2 separate regions of the Homo sapiens genome follow, and region 2 is linked to region 1. Evidence: chromatin contacts called from ENCODE Hi-C or POLR2A ChIA-PET data. All regions are on one chromosome and are shown on one strand. Each heading gives the region's core, a stretch centred on a gene start or an enhancer-like site at or near the end of the contact. The rest is flanking DNA. Distances are from core to core; before and after follow the strand shown. Region 1 holds the start of TTTY10 (testis expressed transcript, Y-linked 10). Region 2 has its middle 230 kb from the start of RPS4Y2.

Region 1 (5,404 bases), core at 985-3,484:
CTCACTGCAAGCTCCGCCTCCCGGGTTCACGCCATTCTCCTGCCTCAGCCTCCCCACGGCCGGCTAATTTTTTTTGTATTTTTAGTAGAGAGGGGGTTTCACCATGTTAGCCTGGATGGTCACGATCTCCTGACCCCGTGATCCACCCGCCTTGGCCTCCAAGGTGCTGGGATTACACGCGTGAGCCACCGCGCCCGGCCACTATACTTCTTTTGTGTGCCTTCTGAGGCACATATGATAAAAAAAAAATTGTTTTCAATTTACCAGGATTAACCAAACCCTGATCATTCCCCTTCTATTGTGATACCATGTAACAGAATCCACTTTAAATTATATTTTAGAGGAATGAGGCTAGGCATGATCATACAAAAATTAAAGTCGTTTAATATTTTATCTCGTTTCCTTTCTAAGATCAAAAAATCCACACTTCCTCTTTAAACAAATCCGACGTGTTTTGGAGATACTCTCTTTATTGAGAACATTTTTAGGCATCACTCAGTTTAAAAGTTCTACCCTACAAGAATAAAGGAAGCCTTACTATTTAAGGATAGAGTCAGGTACAGGGATAATAACATCAGCAAAGATTTAATGGACATTTTGCAAAGGGAGATACTCTGATCTTTAGAGCTGATGGCTTAGAGAACTGGGAATCTCATCACTAGAAATAAAGGTGAGAACAAGATACCTACTGAAGTTGTTCAGTACCATCTGAGAAAATGTTAGTGAAAAAGCATAAGCCTTTGCTAACTCTTTCTAATTAGACTTCTCCCAGAATACACTTTATCCTCCAATAATTTTGCAGTAAAAAATAAAATAAAATAAAATAAAACCTTATTATACACACAACCCGTTAGTGGGTTTTCGGGAGAGCAAAGAGTAATGCCCAGGAAAGACTGCACTGTACTGTCACCAAGTACCTCAAGAGCTGTGTGTCGTGACAGCTAAAAAGAGAAAATGAAACAGATTCCATGCTGCCAACAGGCAAGTAAAAAGAAGACAAATTGGTCTGGGTCCCAGGAAGGAATAATCTAAACAGAGTTTTTGTGGACTATAAAACATGGTCCCCTCCTGTGGAAAATAATATTTTGTTTCCACCTACAGTTTTCTTCAAGCAATTACAAGGGCACTAAAAGTGAGAGATTACCTCAGGTGTATAAAAACGAGAATTTCTTTCAGAAATGACTGAGAAAGGGTTCTACCGAGGTTAGACCTCCTACTTTAGAAGCTGTGAGTAAACTTATTTTCAAGTCTAAGTTTCGTGTGAAAGTTTAGCCTCAGAATGAAGGGAACGTTGATATCTTTACTCCCACAATATTTATCGGATACGGAAGTTGAAAACCTGCCTAAATAGGTAACAAATCTTCTGCAAAAGAATGTTACACTCTATAAAGGGATGGGGTAGAGTAAAACGCCAGAAATGAACCTAAACATGCTTCAAGGCTTCCCCACTGTTTAACAAGGAAAAGGGAGTATCCTTAGCAATACTTTTAACTGTCCAGATAGGTAAGTCTTCAAAGTTAAGAACCGCTTCCAGGAAAGTAGCAGGGAAGTGTTTGCATGTGCCTATTCTGGAAAGCCAGGCCGTCCGGTTAAGGTCCCTCAACCGTCCCTACCTATACGTTTTCCGTCTGGCGTGAAATCAGCAGCAAAAGCCCGCTATCTTCCGAAGGAGGCCCCACAAAAATGGCGTCTGTCCCACCCCAATGTGACCAAATAGGGCATTCCCAGCTCCTTTCCCGAACACAGTGCTGGGGTCGCAGTGGCCAGTACCGCCGTTAGAACAGTCACTGCGGCCTGGAACAGGCGTCGGGGTTACTGGCAGAGCAAGCCGAGGTATAGTCCCAGAGGCTTACAGCAGTACCTTTATTCTTGGGCATGGCGGTGATGACAGCCTCGTGAGACCTCTTCCGACTCCTTTCTGGCGGTTACTACTCTAAGAGCCGACTGAACTAAGATGCAGCAGGTGGGTGCGCAGAAGAGGCTGGCTACAGAGCTCTCTAATAAACTGCTGACGCGCACTCTCTGGCGTCACCAAAAGGCGACGCAGCTGATTACGATGCTTTTCCCCGCCTCTCTTCGGCTGAGGCACGGCCAAATGACTGACACCTAGTAGACTCCATCAGGATACCGGAGAGTTTGCTGCAGGATGAATAAACAGGAAGCGGGGCGGGACTCAGCATGGAGAAGGTGGAGTCAAGGATGAAATGGGCGGGGCCCTGGAGTATTCTCCTTTGCTAAAAAACGGTCTTCCAGTTTCAGAAGTTCGTGGGTCATTTAACTGTAAACGCCTAAATTTTAAGAGAGCCCTTACTCTTATACAGTGAATTTGGAGGACTGGCTTAGGACAAGGCCCTCTATGTTCAGAATGTTTATCACTTTTCTCTCTTTTTTTTTTTTTTTTTTGACAACGAAGTTTCGCTCTTGTTGCCCATGCTGGAGTGCAGGGGCGCGATCTGCCCGTCTAATTTTTGTATTTTTAGTAGAGATGGGGTTTCACCATGTTGGCCAGGCTCTCAAACCCCTGACCTAGTGATCCTCCCGCCTCTGCCGCCCAAATTCCTGGGATTGCAGTAGTGAGCCACCGCGCCCGGCCTATTTTTTTCAGTCTTATCTTCTCTACCTCACCACCTCACAGTAAAGCATGTAAGTACAGAGGCCGCATCTGTTGCTTACAATTGCTAGCACCCAGCGGAATACTGACAAAAAGTAGACAGTAAATATATACAGGAAATGGAAAGTAAATATACATAGGAAGGAGTGAGACTAAGCATCTGAATCTTATAATAAATCATGGCTTAACCGAATGTCTCAAATGGACTGGCTGTGGAGGTCAAATTATTTCAAGACAAATTCCATTTGATTATGGTATACAATCATTTAATTTACTGGATTTGTTGTGTGTGTACTATTATGTTTAGAATCTTAGCATCTGTGTTAAGATATATTGGCTTGTATCGTGTGATGACTTTGACTTTAGGATCAATATAATCCCGGCTTCACAGAATGAACTGTGTAGTGTCCCTTTTTCTTCTGTGTTTTTGGACACATTCGAGGATTGATGTAAATTTTTTAAATGGTCCTAGGCCTTAGTTTGGATTATGAATTCGTGCTGTATTTATTCCCAAGTCAGTTCTGGTAGTTTGTATGTACCAGAAATTTGTTCATTTATTCTAAATTATAAAACTTGTTGGGCGTATAATTGGCCATCATATACAAAGTATAGTATCTTCCTAATCCTTTTTTTTCCCTTTCTGCAAGGTAAATAGTATGTATGTATCAGGACTTTGTTCATTTATTCTAAATTATCTTACTTGTTGGGCATATAATTGGCCATCATATACATAGTGTAGTATCCTCCTAATCCTTTTTTTTTCTTTCTTTTTTTCTGCAAGGTAAGTGGTAGTACCCTGATCATCACTACTGGTTTTAAGGAATTTAAGTCTTCATGGTTTTGTTTTTAAAAGCCTAGTGATGAAGCCATAACATTAAAAATAAAATTTTCTCTGAACCCAGAAGTCCTCTCCACAAAGACAGTAGAGAATGAAATCAGTTTTACTGTTAAAAATATGAAATATGAATTTAATGTACATTGTAGAAAATCAACCAAGAGATTACAAAGTCAAAAACAAATCTCGCCTTTTATATAGCTAAGCATCAAGGTAGTCTTCAAGATAGACAAATTTTCTTAAAAGAAATTACTGGTTGATCAGTAGTCTTTAATAAAGAAAATTTAACGGCACCATTTGTCACATACCCTTAGTTTACAATGGTAACAGGGGACCACATGTTATATAGCTAATTGTCTTTAATCAGAAGAGAAACTGACTTCTCATATTTTTAATCTCAAGAGGTTGTTTTGCAGTTCAGAGAAAAGCACCTACTGAGGTTAAGTTCTTACCTTTTACTGAAACTGGAAACAGAGGGGCACCTTCTCTCTTTATGTTTACGTTTCAAAGAGATAGTTCCTAGGTCCATTAGATAAATACTGCTGTGTTGTTGATATGCTTTGGCTTTGTGTCTCCATCCAAATCTCATCTGGAATTATAATCCCCATGTGTTAAGGGAGGGACCTGATGCAAAGCTATTGGATTATGATGTCAGTTACCCCCATGCTGTTCTGATGATAGTGAGGGAGTTCTCACAACAGCTGATGGTTTTAAAAATGTTCTGCAGTTTCACTCTCTCAGCTTCCTGCCTCCATATAAGATGTGTCTTTCTTCCCCTTCACCTTCTACAGTGATTTTAAGTTTCCTGAATCCTCCCCAACCATGCAGAACTGTGAGTCAATTAAACATCCTTTCTTAATGAATTACCGAGTCTCAGGTTGTATTTTTGGAGTAGTGTGATAACAGACTAATACAGAGAATTGGTACCAGGAATGGGGTATTGTGGAAAACCTGAAAATGTGGAATCAACTTTGGAACTGGGTAATGGGGGGAGGTTGGAACAGTTTGAAGGGCCTAGAAGAAGACAGGATTATGTGGGAAATTTTGGCACTTTCTAAAGACTTGAATTTTTTAACCAAAATACTGGTAGTGACATGGAGAATGAAGTCTAGGCTGAGATGGTATCAGATGGAAATGAGGAACTTCTTGGGAACTGGAGTAAAGGAAACACATGCTGTGCTTTAGCACAGCAAATGGTGGTAGTTTGCTCCTGCCCTATGGAACTTTGAATTTGAGAGATATGATTTGAAATTGGAACTTATGTTTAGAAGGGAAACAGACCATAAATGTTAGGAAAATTTGCAGCCTGACCATGTGATAGAAAAGACGAAAAAACCCAGCATTTTCTGGAGAGAAATTAAAGCTGACTGCAGAAATTCGTATAACTAATGAGGAGCTTAATGTTAATAGCTATGACAATGGGGAAAATTACTCTAGGGCATGTCAGAGATCTTCAAGGGAGCTCTTCTCATCACAGGCCCAGAGGCCTAGGAAGAAAAATAGTTTTTTGGGCTGGGCACAGAGTCGTGCTGCCCTGTGCAGCTTTGGGACTTGGCACCCTTCATTCCAGCCTCTCCAGCCTCAGCTGTGGCCCAAAGGGGCCAAAGTACAGCTTGGGTCTTTGCTTCAGAGGGTGCAAGCCCCAAGCCTTGGCAGTTAGGCCAATGGTATTAGGCCTATGGATGCACAGAAGACAAGAGTTGAACCTTGGGAACTTCTGCCTAAATTTCAGAGATATATGGAAATGCCTGGAAGTCCAGGCAGAAGTCTGTTCAGGGTGAAGCACCCAGGGATAACCTCTGCTAGGGCAGTGTGGAAGGGAAATGTGGGATTGGAAGTCCCACACAGAGTTCCCACTGGACCCTGCCTAGTGGAGCTATGAGAAAAGGACCACCATCCTCCAAACCCCAGAATGGTAGATCCTCAGGCAGCTTGCATCATGTGTCTGGAAAAGCTGC
Region 2 (5,298 bases), core at 311-2,810, 420 kb before region 1:
TCTTATGTTCTTGTTCTAGGATCTCTTGTCAGAGCCATTATTTCTGCTTTTGAAACAGAAATTTCTGTAAGCAAAGACTGCACTTTTACTACTGAGTCTAAAGTCACCACTGTGTACCCAGCTTGGCAGACTACCTTTAGTATGAAACTGCTTTTATCAGTAAAATGTTCAATATCTGGGTCCATTAGGGGCCGATCTGTTAAATCTCTCTGGCTTGAGAACACTTTATCTACCATGTCCAAACAGCAATGAAGGGGGCCTCCTGGCACTGACTTGATGAGGAGCAAGGTAGCCAGGTTTAGGGTGTTCACAGTCTCTAAAGTCAGTTTATTAGCTTCTTGTAACAGTAGGGCAGTGGCAGCTAGTGCTTAAAACAAGGAGGCCAACCAAGTGCCACAGAATCTAATTGCCTGGGTAGGCATGTCACTGGGTAATGCCATGACTTTATGGCTTGAGTTAGAATCTCTATGGCCTCCCTTTCACTTGTGGGCATACAAGAAAAGCTTAGTTAGATCTGGCAGTCCTAAAGCTGGGGACTGTGTCAAGGCTTTTTTGATTTCTTTAAAAGTCTTCTCCTGGTTGGTCTCCTAGAGGAGGGGCTCCTTTTTTCTTCCTCTTTGTTGCTTCATATAATGTTTTAACCATGAGCAAGAAATTTGGGATCTAAATATGGCAGAACCTTACTGACCTTAAGAACTCTCTTGATTGATGCCTGGAGATTAGAATAGGAAAGTGCACAAACAGCCTGCATTTGTTCACTACTAAGCCATCTTTCTTTTTGACTTGTATAAAAGCTTGAATACTGGACACTTTTAGAGTAGATTTGAGCTTTTTTCCTGACATTATATACCCTGCCTACCACAGCAGGTGCAGGGGGTCTTGGGTTTCTCCTGGGTGCAGTAGCCCTCAGCCGGTGGTGTTTTTATACCAGGGCCCAGACCATTCTTCTTATTCTTTTGAAATTTATTCTTCCTGTGTCCTTTCCTTTTGCACCATGCACATTAATTTTTCTTTAGCCTCAGCTAGCTTTTAAACCCCTGTCCAGACAGGCCTTGTTCATGACTGCATTCACGCCCACGTCCATGACTCCTGATCTCAGTTAACATACACCTTGGTAGCCACTTTAATAAGCTTAGTAGCATTCATGCCTATGGAGCTTCCAAGTTCTGAAATTTATGCCTGGTATCTCCCTGGGCCTGCCTTGCAAATGCTGTACTCACCATAAACTGATTTTCAGCGGACTTAGGGTTAAATGGAGAGTACAACTAAATGCCTCACACAGTATTTTATAAAACTGGTTGGTGCTTTTATCTGCCCCTGGAGCACCTCTGAGATTTTTTACATTGGTTGACTTTTTCTTTTATTATGTTTTATCCTTTGCAGAAATGTTTCTTGGCATCTTTGCAGGTGCTGAAGCTGGACTGCATCATTTGGGTCATAATGGGTGTCCTCTTGTCCTCTTAAGAGGCATAAGCATGACTTGGGCACGACAGGGACTAAGATTGCCTGCCTGCCTTTTCAAGCCTTTCATGTTAACTTCCTGGAGCTCTGATTTCTCCTTCTCAGGTGAGACTAGGAGTGTGTATCCATTTGAACTTAACTCCTTAGGGGCAGTTAGCCTTGGTGAAGGGAGGTAGATTGGAATGTAGGGAGGAGGGGTCTCTATTCCCTCCTTTGGTTCTTGCAAAACTGTTTTTTCTGCCTTTCCTGAGACTTTTCTTTTGTCTCTATACCTTCCAGGGCAGCTGATTTTTACTTTCACTTTGGCTAGGCAGTGCTATAAGTGTCTGTGACTTTCTCTTTCACAGCCAGTGCAGCTGATTTCTCTCTCAGCAAGAGAGAGCAGTGAGCATTCTACAATAAACTGCTAGGCAGGGCTGCATTCATTTAGATATGAGTCAATATAAAGACCAGGTCTGAATGCCCTGGCTGTCCTCTGACCTTAGTCACCACCTTACAACATGCAGCCAATTTCTCTGTAGTGCTTTTGGCCAGCCCTCTGACACTAAAAGAGGGCTATTCTAATTCAAAGTATGTCCTTAACTTTTGAACATCCAGTTTCATCCTACAATTACCTCTAAATCCTTTTTTAAAATTCTTTATCATGCACTCCAAAGGAGTTAGTTTCAATGCTTTCCCTCCCATTTCCTCCCTTGGGTTGCACTTTCACCCTCACTTTTACTCTTGGGTCCATAAGACTGGGTCCTATTATGGGAGTTTCAGATGCTCCTTAGCCAGGAACGTGTCTTCCTCTGTTACAGCCTGCTATGGCTGCAAAGCTGGTCCTATCAGCCCTATGCAATATCCAAGTCTGATTTCCCCTGCACTCACCTTGGAGCACAAAGCCCATGCTAAGGGACCTGTGTCTCCCCACATCTTTCCCCACATTGTCCTCTCCCAAGACCATCTCTTTCACACACTTTCACACACCTCCCATGCCCCAGGACTCCTCATTGGATGAAACAACTCTCTCTCATGTCTTGGGTGAGACTAGTTAGGTTCCCACATTTACATACATACACACACCACTCCTACCCGAGGACTCCTCATTGGATGAAACAACCCTCTCTCATGTCCTGGGTAGGTTCACATGCACCCACACACTCTCAGTTGAGGTGGCAAGCCACTCTTGCCACCCTGCCAGCAAGCTCTATCTTGCTGCTCTTGCCACTGTATTGGCACATTTTCTCCCTTTCATTTTGTTAATGGGGATATGAGGCTCATCCAAATTGTCAGGCCACTCCTGACACCCCCAGTCACTCTGGGTTGGCCAGTTCCCAAGAGGTGATCAAGCTCCCATTCATTCCTATGTGATGGGCTTTCCTGCCTTGGGCTCTTATGCCTTACCACAGTTACTGAAGTGCCGGTATCATCCTGCAGCCCCATCCCAGGTTTCATTGCACTGCTGGGCAGGCCACAAGGATGTTGGAAGAGCCAGTCTCTATTTGAGTGAAACTCCCTAACAGTGTGCTTTGGATGCCAGGTCTCCCTCAGCCCAATGGTCCTAGTCTTGCAGGCAAAGGAGACAGTAAATCTGTCACCTCCGATCTTGCATAAGCCCCCAGAAATGTTATGGGATTGAGAAGGAATCAGAGAGACTGATCGGGTTCAGGAGGATATTTATTATTTAAGTACACTGGCCCAGTAGAATAAACATCCAAAAGACTGAGCCCTGAACAGAGTTAAGATACCTTTTAAGCACTTTGTGGGGCTGGGGGCAGGGGGAGATCTGTGGAGGGGGAATCATATTACAAAAGCCAGAAACAAATACAGTTATTTAATTAATTGAGACATGCATTACGTAATTTCTTACTTTTCAAGAAAAAAACACGTTTTATGACTTGAGTTTATCTGTCTAGTGACCTTGCAGCTGCACAGCTAGAGACATAGGATCTTCAGCATGCCTGGGAAAAGAGGAGAAATAAGGCACACTAGCCACAGAAAATCAGGCACTTAATTTTTAAATGACTCCAGCTCTTTTTCTTTCTTAGGGGGAATTTGGTTTTCTTACACACAACTGAGTTTCTGCTTACACATTCTTTAATTTCTTTTAATTCCTGTTCCAAGGGAAGATTTTTACATATCTGTGGTTCGGTGCCCAGGTGATGTGACTGTCACGACAATTCCCTCCAAACACAGAGGTGAATTGTGACATATACCTCTGTGCAGCTCACAAATGTAATGATGACTCCCATCCCTCCGAACAGCCAGTAGGAGAGATACTGTCTCATAACTGGGCTTAAGGAAATAAGTAAGATTCTAGGTTTCCTATTTGCATGGAGGTTATAGAGCATTACCATTTTTTACTACAATATGATATATGCTTAATATCACATTAAGCCATAAGATGTTACAGAAATTATGTTTTTCTTTTGAACACCCCACCAACCATTAGAATAGTTACATTCACACACTGCAGGGCCCACTAGTGAAGCTCTGAGTCTCACAGGTGAATGCAGCTTGAATTTTCACCAACACATATAAACATCCAGCCACGGTTGAAATAGTGTCTCATTTCTAAACCCAGCTCAGTCCAGTGAGGATTCTATAATCTTAACCCAGCCAATTTGAAAGATGTTGACTGTCATGCCTGGGCTTACAGCCACATGGAGAATCATGGGTCCAAACCAACACAAAGGTCTCAGAGCAAATTGTGATTCTCAGGCATACCACATTACATCCTTGGATTGTAAAGAGTTTTCCAATGTGTCCAGAAAGTGAGATTGTGGCAGTCATTTCATGCATAAAAGATAGTTATCCTCTCATGAATACACAACCCACTGTTGAAGTTCTGAATCTCATTCCCAGAAGCAGTAGAAAGTCTGAAAATTGACTCCTATATGTGAATCTCTCACAGGGGTGGGTTGGTGACTCTCAGATCAAGATTCAGCACATCTGTTAGTCTGTCTTCATTAAAATGGCACAGTTCTCTAGGGAGAGTCCAGTCCACCATTAAGGGCTCTAATGTAGTTATCCAGTCCACCATTAAGATTTTGACTCAGGTACTTAGACCCAGCATACGGGAGGCTGGGACATATGCTGGATTTTTAGAACTGGGACATGTGTTTACTAGAACTGGGACATGTGCTGGATTTTTAATCTCATCCCTGGACCTTCCTGAAGGTGTGATTGTGACATACACTTTTGCCCAGCACCTGAGTAATTTGACTCTCCTGCCAGAGCTGAGTTCACTGATGAGACTATGACATATTGCTGAACACATCACAAGGTGACTTTTTCTTAAGTTTTGGCTTAATGTACAGGGAGCACTTTGACATATTGCTGAGCCTTGCACCCAGGTAATGTGAGTCTTCTGTCCTTTGTTGGTGTTGTGAAGCATTGCTGGGCCATATAACCAGATGTTGTAACCCTTCTACTTATGTTCTACCCATATGGGCAATTGTTACATAACACTAGAGTTATGTAACTCTCCTGCCTGGTCCCTGACTACTGGAAGCATTGTAAGATATCGCTGCACTCATTATTTAGGCGATGTGATTCTCTTTTCCTGCCTCACACCTGCTCATAAAAGGCATTGTGATCTATCTCTGTGCCCATCAATTGGCTGATGTGACTCTCCACTTATTTATAGGTTCTGCCTGAAGGACAGATTGTGACATACTGCTAGTCCCAACACTAAGGTGATGTTAAATGTTTGCATTGTCCTTTTCATCAGAAGGCATTGTGATATATTTTTGAAGCCAGAATCAGTGTAATATGAGTCTCCTCTCTCTCTTCTACAGAGGTCATTGTGACATATCTCTATGTCCAGCGACTATGTGGTGTGTCTCTCTTAAC

The links. Hi-C counts contacts between places; a loop is a spot of excess contacts on that map. ChIA-PET counts read pairs that join two places held with the same protein, here RNA polymerase II (POLR2A). Pooled maps may share reads with other maps.
Region 2: a map of naive thymus-derived CD4-positive, alpha-beta T cell shows a loop between it and region 1 (4-fold over the local background). The contact joins the enhancer-like site here to the promoter of TTTY10 in region 1. A Hi-C loop is called at or near these places in 1 of 168 maps with a recorded cell type or tissue (naive thymus-derived CD4-positive, alpha-beta T cell), 2 of 37 single-sample maps with no recorded cell type and 5 of 50 pooled maps. POLR2A ChIA-PET finds 5 or more read pairs at or near these places in 3 of 52 experiments (CD4-positive, alpha-beta T cell, activated B cell and activated CD8-positive, alpha-beta T cell).

What each region holds. Positions count from the first base shown.
Region 1 is chrY:20,572,345-20,577,748 of GRCh38, reverse strand. TTTY10 (testis expressed transcript, Y-linked 10) reads left to right here and starts at 2,234. Exons shown (of 10, transcript NR_197944.1): 1 at 2,234-2,643. It overlaps EIF1AY (eukaryotic translation initiation factor 1A Y-linked), which reads right to left and starts at 1,973. Exons shown (of 7, transcript NM_004681.4): 1 at 1,862-1,973. The coding sequence starts at 1,877.
Region 2 is chrY:20,987,578-20,992,875 of GRCh38, reverse strand. No RefSeq gene overlaps it. Among named protein-coding and RNA genes, the nearest start is that of RPS4Y2, 230 kb to the right of the region's middle. Within about 2 kb of position 1,560, at least 2 of the 41 ENCODE cell types and tissues checked have a DNase peak (open chromatin) inside an H3K27ac peak, as active enhancers do.